Linked DNA regions of Homo sapiens: region 2 is linked to region 1. The links are chromatin contacts, found by POLR2A ChIA-PET in ENCODE. All regions are on one chromosome and are shown on one strand. The core of a region is the stretch at or near the end of the contact, and the rest is flanking DNA. Distances in the headings are between cores, read along the strand shown. Region 1 holds the start of SLC25A34 (solute carrier family 25 member 34). Region 2 overlaps SPEN-AS1 (SPEN antisense RNA 1).

Evidence for each region. ChIA-PET counts read pairs that join two places held with the same protein, here RNA polymerase II (POLR2A).
Region 2: POLR2A ChIA-PET joins it to region 1 with 16 read pairs in PC-9. The contact joins the enhancer-like site here to the promoter of SLC25A34 in region 1. POLR2A ChIA-PET finds 5 or more read pairs at or near these places in 5 of 52 experiments (B cell, OCI-LY7, PC-9 and 2 more).

The regions. Positions count from the first base shown.
Region 1 is chr1:15,730,664-15,737,507 of GRCh38, forward strand. SLC25A34 (solute carrier family 25 member 34) reads left to right here and starts at 5,595. Exons shown (of 5, transcript NM_207348.3): 1 at 5,595-6,200. The coding sequence starts at 5,823. PLEKHM2 (pleckstrin homology and RUN domain containing M2) reads left to right here. Exons shown (of 20, transcript NM_015164.4): 15 at 1-59; 16 at 529-594; 17 at 1,226-1,385; 18 at 1,687-1,866; 19 at 1,949-2,065; 20 at 3,134-4,106. The coding sequence ends at 3,271. RefSeq lists enhancers at 3,929-4,694, 4,695-5,461.
Region 2 is chr1:15,832,045-15,838,888 of GRCh38, forward strand. SPEN-AS1 (SPEN antisense RNA 1) reads right to left here. Exons shown (of 2, transcript NR_024279.1): 2 at 2,171-4,862. Among named protein-coding and RNA genes, the nearest start is that of SPEN, 12 kb to the right of the region's middle. RefSeq lists silencers at 2,825-3,054, 5,210-5,504, 5,525-5,594 and enhancers at 2,944-3,929, 3,495-3,604, 3,795-3,844, 4,075-4,124. Within about 2 kb of position 2,372, at least 41 of the 41 ENCODE cell types and tissues checked have a DNase peak (open chromatin) inside an H3K27ac peak, as active enhancers do; they include B cell, OCI-LY7 and PC-9, where a contact is called at or near this core.

The DNA of each region.
Region 1 (6,844 bases), core at 4,345-6,844:
AAGGCGGGCACCTCCTACCTGGGCAAGGAACACTGGAAGACGTGCTTCGTGGTGCTCAGGTGGGAGCCCTGGCAGCTCTAGGCCTGGGGCTTGGGCCCTGGGGTGGCTGGGCTGTCAGGTCCCCAGCGGGGATCTCTCCGCAGCAGGTCACTGAGGGAGCAGCCTGAGGAGAGGACGCCTCCCTTCCCTACCAGAGCTTGGAGTTGACTTAGCTCAGGCTGTTAGAGCTTCTCTGTAGAGCCAGTCATCTTTGGGGCCCCAGGAATCCCTGAGTGCCTCAGGGGAGGATGCAGGCTTGGTCCCCCGATGAACCTTGAGCTGCGCCCCAGGTCTGCTGAGGTGGCCACATTCCCTGCTGGGCCCCCAGGCCCTTCTTCACCCTGCCTTCCGTAGATGACAGCCCCTGGTGTCCTTTGCCTCAGGTTCATGGCCGCAGCATGTGCGTGGGAGGGGAACCCTGGGACCTGGGCTCCGCCTGGCCCCAGTTCCTGGGACAGGCCTCACTCGCCCTGTGTTGTGCCCCTGCAGCAACGGGATCCTCTACCAGTACCCGGACCGCACCGACGTCATCCCTCTGCTCTCGGTGAACATGGGGTAAGTGTCCCGGGAGAAGCGGGTGTATCCTGGGGCCCAGAGCTGCCGTTTCCCTGGTTTGAGATGGCTGCCCCTGTTGGCAGTTCAGCCTCGCCCTCAACCCCACCCCATCCAGCGGCCCTGACAGGTGGCCTGGGGCTTCCACGCTCTGAGGGCTGCAAGGAGCCCACAGGAGGGGAGGAGGGAGGCAGCAAGGAGCTCCTGGCTTAGAACAGGTCCAGTCTGATGGGGGAGGCAGGCCCTTCCCCAGAAGCTCCCGGCCTGATGGGAGATGGACGTTCGGGTATTTGGGAGGAACAGCAGGCCCTCAAGAGGAAGCATGCGTGAATGAATGCGGCCGATTCTCAGAGGGCCAGTGGGACAGCTGATTCCCAACCCCTCCTGGCCATGCTTGGGTATCTAGAGGATCTTGGGCATCCTGGAGGTGAAAGGCATCGCACAGCAAGGCGGTGGGTGGGGCTCCCAGACCTCTCCTGGGAGCTGGAGGGGCCTGGAGAACCCTCTGGTATCCTCCAGCCCCCAAGACGGTGGGGCAGACCCTGTGCCGCACACCCCGCACCAACCCTGGGGGCTGTCGCCCCGTGCTGCCCTTGCCTCCTCGCTCCCGTTTCACCCTCCTCCTCTGGCCCAGGGGGGAGCAGTGCGGTGGCTGCCGGAGAGCCAACACCACGGATCGGCCCCACGCCTTCCAGGTCATTCTCTCCGACCGGCCCTGCCTGGAGCTAAGTGCCGAGAGCGAGGCCGAGATGGCCGAGTGGATGCAGCATCTCTGCCAGGCTGTGTCCAAAGGGGTGAGCTTCGCCTGCCCCTACCGCTCACCTGGCTTGCCTGACCCACCCAGACCCCCAGGGTCCCATCCCTAAACCCATAGTCACAGAGCAACCTGAGGGCCAAGACGGACCTCCAGGGGGCAGCCCAGGAATGGACCCTGGAGCTCAGAGGCATCACCCCCATCCCCGCCTCTGCTCCCGATCCCTGGAGGGAGATCCCTGGAGGGAGAGCAGAAGGGCTGGCTGGTCCCCTGGAGTGTGGACTTCTGGTGCAGACCAGCCCTGGAGGCCCCAGCCTGCCTCTCCCCTGCCCCGCTGCCAGGTCATCCCCCAGGGCGTAGCTCCCAGCCCCTGCATACCCTGCTGCCTGGTCCTCACGGATGACCGCCTCTTTACGTGCCATGAGGATTGCCAGACCAGCTTCTTCCGCTCTTTGGGCACAGCCAAGCTGGGCGACATCAGCGCCGTCTCCACCGAGCCGGGCAAGGAGTACTGCGTCTTGGTGAGCTTTGAGTGGGGGCGGGGCTGCAAGGCCTGCAGAAGGAAAGCTCTGGCTGCTCACCCGGGGGCCTGGCTCTCCCTAGGAGTTCTCCCAGGACAGCCAGCAGCTCCTCCCGCCCTGGGTCATCTACCTGAGCTGCACTTCTGAACTGGACCGATTGCTGTCTGCACTGAACTCTGGGTGGAAAACCATCTATCAGGTACCCAGCTGCCCAGGAAACCCATTAGCCAGGGACCCTGTGGAGTGGGAGCCACTCCCCGGGGAGAGGAACCCCTGCTGCTCCCAGGACTTGGCCCTGCCTCCAGGGTCCTGGGCACAGCCATGTACCAGGGCGCTCCTGCCTCAGCCCCGGGGGTGAGTGCCTGCTGCTCTTAAAACAAACCCAGAAGAGTCCTCACTGTCCTTGCCGTCTCTTGCTGCGCACAAGCCTGCCAGGCTGGGAGCCCGAGGCCCTCAAGCCACTCAGCATTGCTGCCTCAAGGGCCTGGGAGGGAAGGGGTGGGCCCTGGGAGGTGGGTGTGGGACTCCAGCCCCGGTGGTTCTGCCTCTGGTTTGGACTGGGCCTTGGGTGATTGAGGGTGGCCTGGCAGGAGAGAGCTGTCTGGGGGCAGAGGCCAAGGTGGGCATGTTGGTGCCAGCCCCAGACTGAGCAGACACACCTGACAGGCACAAAAACTTAGAATCAAAAGGACAAAACCCTGACTCCCAGTGAGTCTGAGGCCAAAGCTGAAAACAGAACCCAAGAAGCTTAATTCCTGACCTCAGTTCCAATCAAACAGCACGAATTGTGGTGGACCTCCAGCTGTGCTCAGATGGGGGGACACAATATTGGCAGTACCCTCTTCCTTGCCCTCCAGGCTGAGTGCCAGTGTGGGAGCGTGCTCATGAGAGCCCTGCACAAGCGGGTTTTGAGCACATGCTACGCTCTAGCCCCGTGGAAGCCTGGACTAGTTAGAGGCAGAGAACAGCTCAGGACAGACACCTCCCTGCAGAGCCAAACAGAGTGCAGCGCCTGCCTCGCTGGGCCATCCTGAGAGCTGGGGCCTTCCCAGGAAAGAGGGAGCTCGGGGGGCACCACCCCATCCTCAGCTCAAGCCCCTGGAAGAGCGGGAGAAACTAGCAGCGTGGAAGATGTTCCCAGGGAGAGATGGGGAGGGCCTGACAGGGGCTCCGTGGCCAAGGCAGAGGCAGGCCTGGTGCCCACAAGCCCTGAAGACTCCTGTGGCCCTCAGTGGCCCTCATCTGTTCTCTGCACGCCCCAACACAGGTGGACCTCCCCCACACGGCGATCCAGGAAGCCTCCAACAAGAAGAAATTCGAGGATGCCTTGAGCCTCATCCACAGCGCCTGGCAGCGGAGCGACAGTCTCTGCCGCGGCCGAGCCTCCCGAGACCCCTGGTGCTGAGGCAGAGCTGGTTGGCGTCCCTGGTGGGCAGGAAAGGAAGGCACGCCAGCCGGCAGGCACACTGTCACGGCTGTTGTCATGCTGTCGGGAGCCTACAGTCCACCCCTGCCCTGGGCGGCAGAACCACCGAGTGTGGCTTAAGACAGGGTCCCTCCACTCCAGGGATCCAGATCAGGTGCCCGGCACCCCTGGGCATCCTGCCCGACAGGTAGCGAATGGAGGTCGCTGGGGGCAGAGGGTCCGAGCCCTGTGGGCTCTGCGGATGCACGCCCTCCTCCCGGGCCTCCGCCTCAGTCTGCAGAATTTCTGCCGAGTGGCACCGAGAACACCATCCATCTAAGGACGAACAAAAGAACCAGGAGGGCGGGACCCCCCTCTTCCTCTCCTGGGTTGGGGGCTGGGGCCCTGAGTGCCCAGCCATCCTTGTTCGTGTTTGAACACTCTCCTGGCCACGTGGGGAAGCGGGAACACGGGGTGTCTGCGCATGTTTCCTCCTCCTAGCTCCATCACTGCGCACACAGCTGCCTGCCTCGCCAGATGCAGGGGGGCGGGCAGCCCTCCCTGGCTGCCAGGAGGCTCTGCATGCCCACAGTCCTGCCCTGCCTGTCCCCTCAACCCGGCAGTGCCTGTAGCACCGAGGAGCAAAGGGGGTGGATGGGGGGCTTGGAGAAGGGCGGAGCCCACCAGCCTGGCATCCATGTTGACATCTTCTGACTGTCCCCTGCTTGGCTGGAGCCAGGCCCTTCCCTAGAGTTTCGTCAAGAGCCTCCTGGGGAAGGGGTCAGGTGGTTTGGGTTTTGTTTTTTAAAATAAAATAGACATGTTATATTGCCAAGGCTTGTCACTGGCCCTTTTTGAGCAGGGTAGGGGAAGGGAGCTCTCCAAATCCCTTGGGCCCTTTTCTGCAAACCTTCCTCCATCATCTGCCCTGTGCCTGACACAAGGGACACACGGGACATGCAGAACCAGATCAGCCACCGCTGCCGGGCGGACTCACCGTCTGCAGACCCTCAGGCCCTGGGAGTTTCTCGGCCCGACCTTTGCCCTCCGTCCTGTTCCTGTTTGCTGCAGCAGCCAGGGGAGGAGCAGCCACCAGCTCAAGCCCCAGGGCACGTCTGCACCGCCGCCCACCATCTGCAGCCCACCCCGGGGCAGGACGCTCCTGCCTCCACAGCCCCGGGGGTGAGTGCCCAAACCCAGGAGAATCCAAGCTGTCCTCGCTGCCTCTTGCTGCGCCGTCCCCTCCAGGGCTGGCCAGAGGGTGACAACCCTGCCAGGCCGGGAGCCTGAGGCCCTCAAGCCACTCAGCATTGCTGCCTCAAGGGCCTGGGAGGGAAGGGGTGGGCCCTGGGAGGTGGGTGTGGGACTCCAACTTGGGTGGTTCTGCCTCTAGTTTGGACTGGGCCTTGGGTGACTGAGGGTGGCCTGGCAGGAGAGAGCTGTCTGGGGGCAGAGGCCAAGGTGGGCATGTTGGTACCGGCCCCAGCCTGAGCAGACACACCTGACAGCTGGCCCAGGTGGCGTTCTCTTCTCAGCGGGCACAAAGGGCATCCCAGGGCAGGCCTGGCAGCAAGTCCTTACCAGCCAAGGTCACTCCTCAAGTCCTACTCACCCAGGTGCCCTGAAGTCCTGGGAGCAGCGAGGGGGGCATAGGAGCCAGAGGCAGTGGGGGTGGGGGCGAGCAGGCGATGCGGGTGCCTTTATCGGGTGCAGCACTGACCTAGGCACACTCTTCTCATCGCCAGTCCTCCACAGAACCTTCTGGAGTGGATGTCAGTATCTCCATTTTACAAATGAGAGAAACTGAAGCTCTGAGAGGAAGTGACTTGCCCAGGGGTCACACATGAGAGCCACACCTGGGATTCCAATCAGCTCCCCAGGGCTCCAGAGCCCTTCTCTACTTCTGACCCTGCTGAGCATGGGCCTATAGACGGTGGGAGCCAGACTGAAGACTTGAGTCCTGGAAAGGGGAAGTCAGTCACCAGGGGCATATCAGGGGCAGGGTGGGGCAGGGGCGGAGTTGGCCGTGTACCCCATGCCAGGGACCTCCCAGTCACTTGCCCCCTGCCTAGGGCTCTGCCAAAGCTGGACAGGCTAAGCCAGAGGCAAGGCAGGGGTGCCAGCCCTTTGCCCAGGGCCAGAGGGAGGCCAGGAGGAGGTGCCTGGGCTGGTTGGCACCTTCTCCCTATCCACGCTCTCCCTCCAGTCCCAAGTGACCTTTCCCCCAGATCCCAGGGTCCAGGCCCGCCCTCGGCTGGCAGGTGTGGGCACAGAGGCAGCTGGGATTGGTCGCAGCTGGCGGAGGCGCGTCCCAGGCTCCGGCAGACCGCTGGAACAGCTGAGCAGAGCAGGTGGACTGCTGAGATAGACCAGGGACACCAGGCAGCCACAGGCCTGTCAGACCAGGACCCTTACCCTCTAGACATGGCCTCGGTCCCCTGCAAACCCCAGCCCCGTAGCCCTGCGAGGTTACAGACAGCCTAAACGCCACCACCACAGGGCCTGTGCCGTGCCCCTGACCCGGGCACAGAAGGCCACTGGCCCGGAGGCCATGGAGACGGTGCCCCCAGCAGTGGACCTGGTGCTGGGTGCTTCTGCCTGCTGCCTGGCCTGTGTCTTCACCAACCCCCTGGAGGTGGTGAAGACGCGGCTGCAGCTGCAGGGGGAGCTGCAGGCCCGGGGCACCTACCCACGGCCCTACCATGGCTTCATAGCCTCTGTCGCTGCTGTGGCCCGAGCAGACGGGCTGTGGGGCCTGCAGAAGGGGCTGGCTGCCGGCCTTCTGTACCAAGGCCTCATGAATGGCGTTCGTTTCTACTGCTACAGCCTGGCGTGCCAGGCTGGCCTCACGCAGCAACCAGGTGGCACCGTGGTTGCGGGAGCCGTGGCGGGGGCACTGGGAGCCTTCGTGGGGAGCCCTGCTTACCTGGTGAGTGGCTTGTCTCCATCGTCCACCCTCCACCATCCCATGACCCAGCTCCCACAGGGGCCCTGCAGCCTCCAAAGGCAGGGCTCAGTGGACCTGGGTGGGGTGGGGCAGCCGGGGTGGGGCTGCTCCCTGGAACATCCTAGCCCAAGCCTGGAATCTGCCCCTTGGCCCAGGGCCTTGCTCTGATCCATGCTCCCCTGCGGTCCCTGCCCCACTGGTCCTGAGCCAGGGGAGGGGGCAGAGGGTGTCAGATGTGCTGGCTCAAATCCTGGCTTGGTTACTTCTCTTCCCGCATGGCCTCATGTACGATAAGAATAAAAGCTACCCTTGAGGGCCTCCGCCTCGTGTGCACTCTGCAGGGGGGCCTCAGGGCCACCCAAAACAAATAAAAAATTAAAAAATGTTTTGAAGAAAGCTACCCTTGGCTGGGTGCAGTGGCTCACGCCTGTAATCCCAGCACTTTGGGAGGCCGAGGCGGGCAGATCACCTGAGGTCAGGAGTTTGAGACCAGCATGGTCAACATGGTGAAACCCTGTCTCTGCTAAAAAGTACAAAAATTAGCTGGGCGTGGTGATGCATGCCTGTAATCCCAGCTACCGGGGAGGCTGAGGCAGGAGAATCACTTGAGCCCAGTTGGCAGAGCT
Region 2 (6,844 bases), core at 1,122-3,621, 98 kb after region 1:
ACTAGTTCCAACAGTGTTTGGGTTTTTTCGGTTTAGGAAGCTGGAAAAAGTCTTAAGGTCGATATGAGGATGGGGGAGGAGGTTAGCTCTGGATTTCTGTTTAACTGTTTTGCAAATGTACGCCATTGGTCATAAGGGAGATGTTAACTGTGCAAACACCACCCACTCTTTTTTTTTTTTTTTTTTTTGAGACAAGAGTTTCGCTCTTCTTGCCCAGACTGGAGTACAATGGCGCGACCTCGGCTTACCGCAACCTCTGCCTCCCAGGGTCAAGAAATTCTCCTGCCTCAGGCTCCGGAGTAGCTGGGATTACAGGCATGCACCACCACGCCTGGCTAATTTTCTATTTTTAGTAGAGACGGGTTTCTCCATGTTGAGGCTGGTCTCCAACTCCTGACCTCAGGTGATCCGCCTGCCTCGGCCTCCCAAAGTGCTGGGATTACAGTCGTGAGCCACCGCGCCCAGCCACCACCCACTCTTTAAGAAAATACAAATCAACGCCATTTTTTGTACAATAAAAGTATGTGCTTTCTGTGTTAAATGTAATGGTTAAAGGTATAAAGCATCTGTTTTGGGCTCTGTCGCCCAGGCTGGAGTGCAGTGGCACGATCTCGGCTCACTGCAAGCACCGCCTCCCGGGGTTCATGCCATTCTCCTGCCTCAGCCTCCCGAGTAGCTGGGACTACAGGCGCCCGCCCCCAAGCCCGGCTAATTTTTGTATTTTTTTTTTTAGTAGAGACAGGGTTTCACCGTGTTAGCCAGGATGGGCTCGATCTCCTGACCTCGTGATCCGCCCGCCTTGGCTTCCCAAAGGGCTGGGATTACAGGCGTGAGCCACTGCGCCTGGCCCAAAGTATGTGTTTTATAAATAAAAATGAACCCCAGGAATTAGGAGTGTTTAAACAGACCCTTCTAGTCTGTTCAAGTGCTGGGCAATCATTCTTCGAATCTAAACTGCCCAGCTAATTAGAGCCATAATAATTTACCTGAGTTATCAGGCTACTGTAACAGATTCCAAATTTCCACTAAAACTAATAGTTTTACACTATTTCATTTTCATTGTGCAGACAAAAAAGAAAAAAAACACAGCATTTAAAAAAAAATTCTGTAAGCTCTCACCGCCAAAAGGAAGGATAGGCCAGGCGCGGTGACTCACGCCTGTAAGCTCAACACTTTGAGAGGATCTCTTGAGCCTAGACGCTCAAGACCAGCCGGGGCAACATGGTGAAACCGTCACTACAAAAGGTTAACTTAGCCCAGCGCCAGGCACGGTGGCTTATGCCTGAAATCCCAGCACTTTGGGAGGTCGAGGCGGACGGATCACTTGGTCAGGAGATGGAGACCATGCTGGCCAACATGGTGAAACCCCATCTCTACTAAAAATACAAAAATTCGCCGGGCGTGCTGAGGCGTGCCTGTAGTCCCAGCTACTCCCCGAGGCGGAAGTTGCAGTGAGCCAAGATCCACTGCACTCAAGCCTGGGTGACAGAGCGAGCCTCCTTCAAAAAAAAAAAAAAAAAAAAAAAAAAAAGCCCAGCGTGGTGATTCGCGCCTATTCTCAGCTATTCAGGAGGCTGAGGTGGGAGGATAACCTGAGTCCAGGGAGGTCGAGGCTGCAGTGAGCTGTGATTTCGTTACTGCAAAAAACAGAGACCTTGTCTTAAAAAAAAAAAAAAAAAAAGGATAGTTGATGTCAAAAGATACGGTATAAAAATTTAAAGCTCTATGCAGTGCTTTTGGTCATAATGAAACTAAATTATTTGGAATCCAAAAGCCTCTTCTCAGATATTTCTTTCATCTGGAAGCCATCAAATCCTGATCGATTCCTTCAACAGATGTTCTTTTACCTTTTCATCCTATCATTATGAGCTTTACCTCCTGTTACTGAAATAACTCCCTATAATTATACATAGTAAGAATATAAAGGGCTGGCTCTTCTATGTACTCACGCTGTGAAGAAAAACTTAAAAAAAATTAAACAAAAAAACCTTGTACGAAAGCAAAGGAAGAAGACAAATTTAGCAGCAGTTCTCTTGAATTTCCTGGCTTTGTTGATTTCGAACCACAAGGTTAACATTAAAACACAAAGACTCACATTTAAATATTTCTTTTGAAATCAGAAAAACAATAGCTCTTTGAAATGACGCTGGAACGCACACAATAGATTCTACTGGGTCAATGTATTATTTATATACTCATCTGAACTTTCAAAAGAAGTTAAATGGGAGATATTCTCAACAGGCAAAAATAAGATATTCCAATCTATTGTTCAAGTTTATGGCTCCGATATAAATAATGGGCTATAAACCCGTATCTGGAAAACAGTTGCGCAGTGCGTGCTTAATGGCCAGCCAATGAAAACCAACGTCTCATTCTACTCCGTCTTTCAGCACGTCAAGGACATCCCACTCCGCCTTTTTTTTTTTTTCTTTTTAAAGAGGCCAACCGCTGGGGACACCTGGTTTTGGCACCTTTATGAGGCCTCCCAGCAGCACAGGAGCTCTAAGGGGCACGCTCTGCAGTTGAGCTATTTGCAGAGCTCCATGATCGCTCAAAGCCGAGCACGCGCACGGGTTTGCTACTGGCACCAGCACAAGGCTTTAGACAGGCACTTCCCACGGCTGAGTTCTAGGCATCCCCTTTTTGAAACGTGTTCTCTCCACCCTGCAAGGGTGGGGTGAGAAATCTCACTTTCGAAGGGCTTGCAAGGAGGAAGAGAGTCGGCGCCTTGCGGATTCCCCGGCCGCGCTTCAAGGTTCACACGCCGCGTGGCAGCTCGGATGCAGCCCGGTTCCGAGGCGGTCGGCGGTCGAGACTGGGGCCTCGAGCCGAGAAGCGAAGAACAAAGCGGCCGCGTTAGCCCGCCGCCCCGAGGGACAGCCCGGGCGCGCCCGCCGCTCCGCCCACACCCCGCCCCTCGGCCGCGCGAAATGGCGGCGGCCGCACCACAAAATGGCAGTCGCTCGGTCGCGGAGAAGCACCTGCTAAATCCCGTGACTCCCTCCCCCTGCCCTGCCCCGCTAGCGCCAACGTCGTTCTCCCCGCCCAGGCGCCCCGGTCTTCCCACGCCGCCCCGCCCAGGGGCAACAGGGTCCGGAGCCCGCCAACAACGCGGCGCCTTTGTGCGGGCGCACGCCACCTTTACTCAGCCACACGGGCCCCTCTCCGGGGGGCTTTTTCTTAAAGGGGCAACCGCTGGAAGAAACGGAGCACCGCCGCCCGGGACGCCCCTCAGGCCCGGGGTTACTACGGTTTCCCCAACTCGCAGCGTTAGCGTCAGGCCACCAAAGTGAAGATGGGTGGTGAAAGGACCACAGAGCCCGATAGAAGAGAAAACCTAGGAAAAATTAGTGAAAGACGCCCCCAACCAATGCTTTGGCGGCCACGCTGAGTCCTAACGTACTGAGCCCACTCGACGGGGCCCGTGCGCACAGGCGGCTCCAAAGGGCGGGTTTCGGCTTTCCTTCCACCTCGCAAAAGTCCAGTGAGCGCTCTAGGTTTCTCATGGCTACCCCCTGCCCTCTCCCCGTGCTGGGGAGTCTCGGGGGCTGAGCAGTGGCAGAGGGAGGAGCGGCTGCCGCGGTCCCTGTGCTTTTTCTCTGGCGTGAGGGTCTCAGTGGCCTTGGGCTCTGCTTGGGCCGTGGCTTGAAGGTTGGAGGTGTCGCGGTGCGCTTGGGTTTTTTCGCTTTCTTTCAAACGCTTGCTTCCTGGCGCTCCCCACCCCCCAGCGTCCCTTTGGCTCCATCTTTCCAGAAACTTCTCTGAGAAACTCAGCAAAAAGCATCCAATTTCGCCACTGCTTCCCCCTCCGCGCATGCGCGAGACGCCAAGCGGAAAGCCTTTGGCGCGCCGGAGTGTGAGAGTGGTGCGTGAGCGCGCGCGCGCTCGCCGTGCGGGGGCGGTTCTCTCTGACAATGAAGGGAAAGAATTCCCCCTCCCCTCAACATTCCGTCCTCGCGCAAGCGCGTCGGAGCCACTTCCTTGGCCTTTGAGGGAAGGGGGAGGGGTCGTCCCGAAGCGCGCTAGTCGTGTTTCCGCGCGCCTGCGCACGGGGCCGTTTTCGTCTCGCTGTGTTGTCCGCGAGTCTTTGCTGTGAAGTGCGTCTGAACAGCTCGCTTGTGCCCGACCTACTTTTTCCTTAAGGCCCACTCGCGGAAACTAGTTTCTTGTGGGGTTATCGATTCTGTACCCCGAGTTTCCTGGAGATTAGTCTCCCCTTTGTGCCCCGGGGATGAGGCTGGACGGCGTCGCGCTGGCTTGTCTTCCACCCCTTCCCGCGCCATGTTTGGAACGGCTGTTGACTGGATCCCGTGTGGAGTGTGATGGAGCCTTCTCGAAACGGGAAAACAGTCCTGGCCGAAGGCTTGGGTGGTGCCTGGGCCGGCTTATATTAGGCACTGCGTAGAATGTTTGCTCACTAAGCCCAAAGAAAGGTGTCTTTTTTTTTTTTTTTTTGAGACGGGAGTCTCTTGTCATCCAGGCTGTAGTGCAGTGGCGCAGTCTCGGCTCACTGCAACCTTCGCCTCCCGGGTTCAAGCGATTCTCCTGCCTCAGCCTCCCATGTAGCTGGGACTACAGGCGCCCGCCAATACGCTCGGGTAATTTTTGTATGTTTAGTAGAGATGGGTTTCACCATGTTGGTCAGGCTGGTCTCGAACTCCTGAGCTCAGGTGATCCGCCCACCTCGGCCTCCCAAAGTGCTGGAATTACAGGCGTGAGCCACCGAGCCCGGCTTTGCCCCCAGCCTGGGAACGGGGTCTTGCTGTGTTGCCCAACTGTTTTGGAAGTCCTGACGTCAAGAGATCCTTCCGCCAGGGCCTTCCAAAGTGCTGAGATTACAGGTGTGAGCCGCCACGCCCGGCCTTTAAAAAAAAAAAAAAAATCAAAATGGTTTTAAAAGGTGTCATTTTCATTGGAACGGGGTGGGGCTCCTAGTGCCCGCCACAGTCCTCCACTCAGGCCGGCGGGGCGGGCCCTGGCCTCGGCCTCGGTGCGTGGGTGCAGAGGGCCTAGGCCGCAGCTGCTTCTCCCTCTGCCGAATTGAGCTGGGCGGTGGTAACCATAGTGGACCGCACTTCCTCTTCGTTCAGTGCCTCCCCTCATTCTTGTCCTTTAGGGGTGTGGTGGAAATTATTACCAGGGTTATGGGTTCTTCAAAATACAAAAAGCCAAACCAAAACGAAAAAAAACCCTCTTGTGTAATGAACTTCCCCCGCGTGCAAAATTCGGGGAACCCGGGCGGCTTGCCTCTGCCTCCCGCCTGCGCGGTCTCCCTAGACGAATTGCCTCCCGCCTAGCCGCCTCCCTAGACGTATTGTCTTGTGACGCACCCCCGAGTCCCTGTAGGTGCAAGGCTTTAAAAAGGGAGCTTTTTCGAGAAGAAAGCACATCGGGGGCTCTTAGAGGCCAGCGTGGACGCCGCAATCGCGGGGTGAGCCGCGCGACGACCCTATGGCTCTCGGAAGGTGCTGACTTGGGGCGGGTGCGCGTGCACCACTGACCGCGCCAGCCCGGGGTCGGGCCGGGGCAGCGCGCTGGGCGGAGCCGCTCCGTGGCCCCTAACAAAGGGCGAGCTCATTGCCCGGTGGGAACTGTGAGTTGGTGTCAGAGTCCTCCTAGGAACTCAGTATATGAAACTTATCTAGAGGGTGTTGAAGTACCAGCAAGCAATAGAATTCTGACAAGGCTGTAATTTGAGGCTTGGAAATGACCAGGTTAACTGTCTCTTGAATTCGTAGAATTTGTTATAGATTCTGTCTTAACATAATTTATGCTTAATAGAGTCTTTAAAATCGGCGTTCCTACGGTAATGATACCACTGACTACTAAATAAGAGGAAGAAAATTTGTGGCGTGTATGTTTTATAATTTGAAATAGGCATATCAAAGTTCTTTTGTGCTGTCTAATAGGATCCTGGAGATGGATTTATTTATTTATTTATTTAGAGACAGAGTCTCTCTGTGTCGTCTAGGCTGGAGTACAGTGGCACGAACAGAACTCACTGTAGCCTCGACCTCCTGGGCTCAATGGATTCGCCCACCTGCAGGCGCACCGCCACACCCGGCTAATTTTTAAATTTTTTGTAGAGACAAGGGTCTTGCCTTGTTGTCCAAGCTGGTCTGGAACTCCTGGGCTCAAGTGATCCTCCCACCTCAGCCTCCCAAAGTGTTGGGGTTACAGGTGTGACCCACTGGTCCAGGCCTGTTTGAATTATTTACTTCAAACTACAGCTAGGTGTCTGAGAGGAGCAGCAGAAGAGCTTCAAACAAATCTGCTGAAAATTTCCATCCATATGTAAAAGCTACTAAACACAATTTATTTGGTATTGTTTTTGAGATTTCATCAAATGCAGTTTGATAGCCTTCTCTGAATTAATCAGAAGTCTTGGCCGGTTTTGGTGGCTCACGCCTGTAATCCCAGCACTTTGGGAGGCTGAGGCAGGGGATCACTTGAGGTCAGGAGTTTGAGACCAGCCTGGCCAACACGGTGAAAACCCGTCTCTGCTAAAAATACAAAATTTAGCCAGGCGTGGTGGCCGGTGCCTGTAATCCCAGCTACTCGGGAGGCTGAGGCACGAGAATTGGTTGAACCCAGGAGGGGGAGGTTGCAGGGAGCCGAGATCGCGACGCTGTACGCCAGACAGGGCGACGGGGGGGAGACTCCGTCAAAAAAAGAAAAAAGAAGTTTTGATTTGCGTTATTTACGTTCTGCTTGTGTCTTGATGTTACAGAAGTTACAATCTCCTAGGCCTGGGTGTTTTGGCTAATGTGATTATCACTTATGGTGAAACAGTTAAGCTTTTTAATAATGGAGATTACCAGTAGGGTCTTAAAAGGTTGAGTGA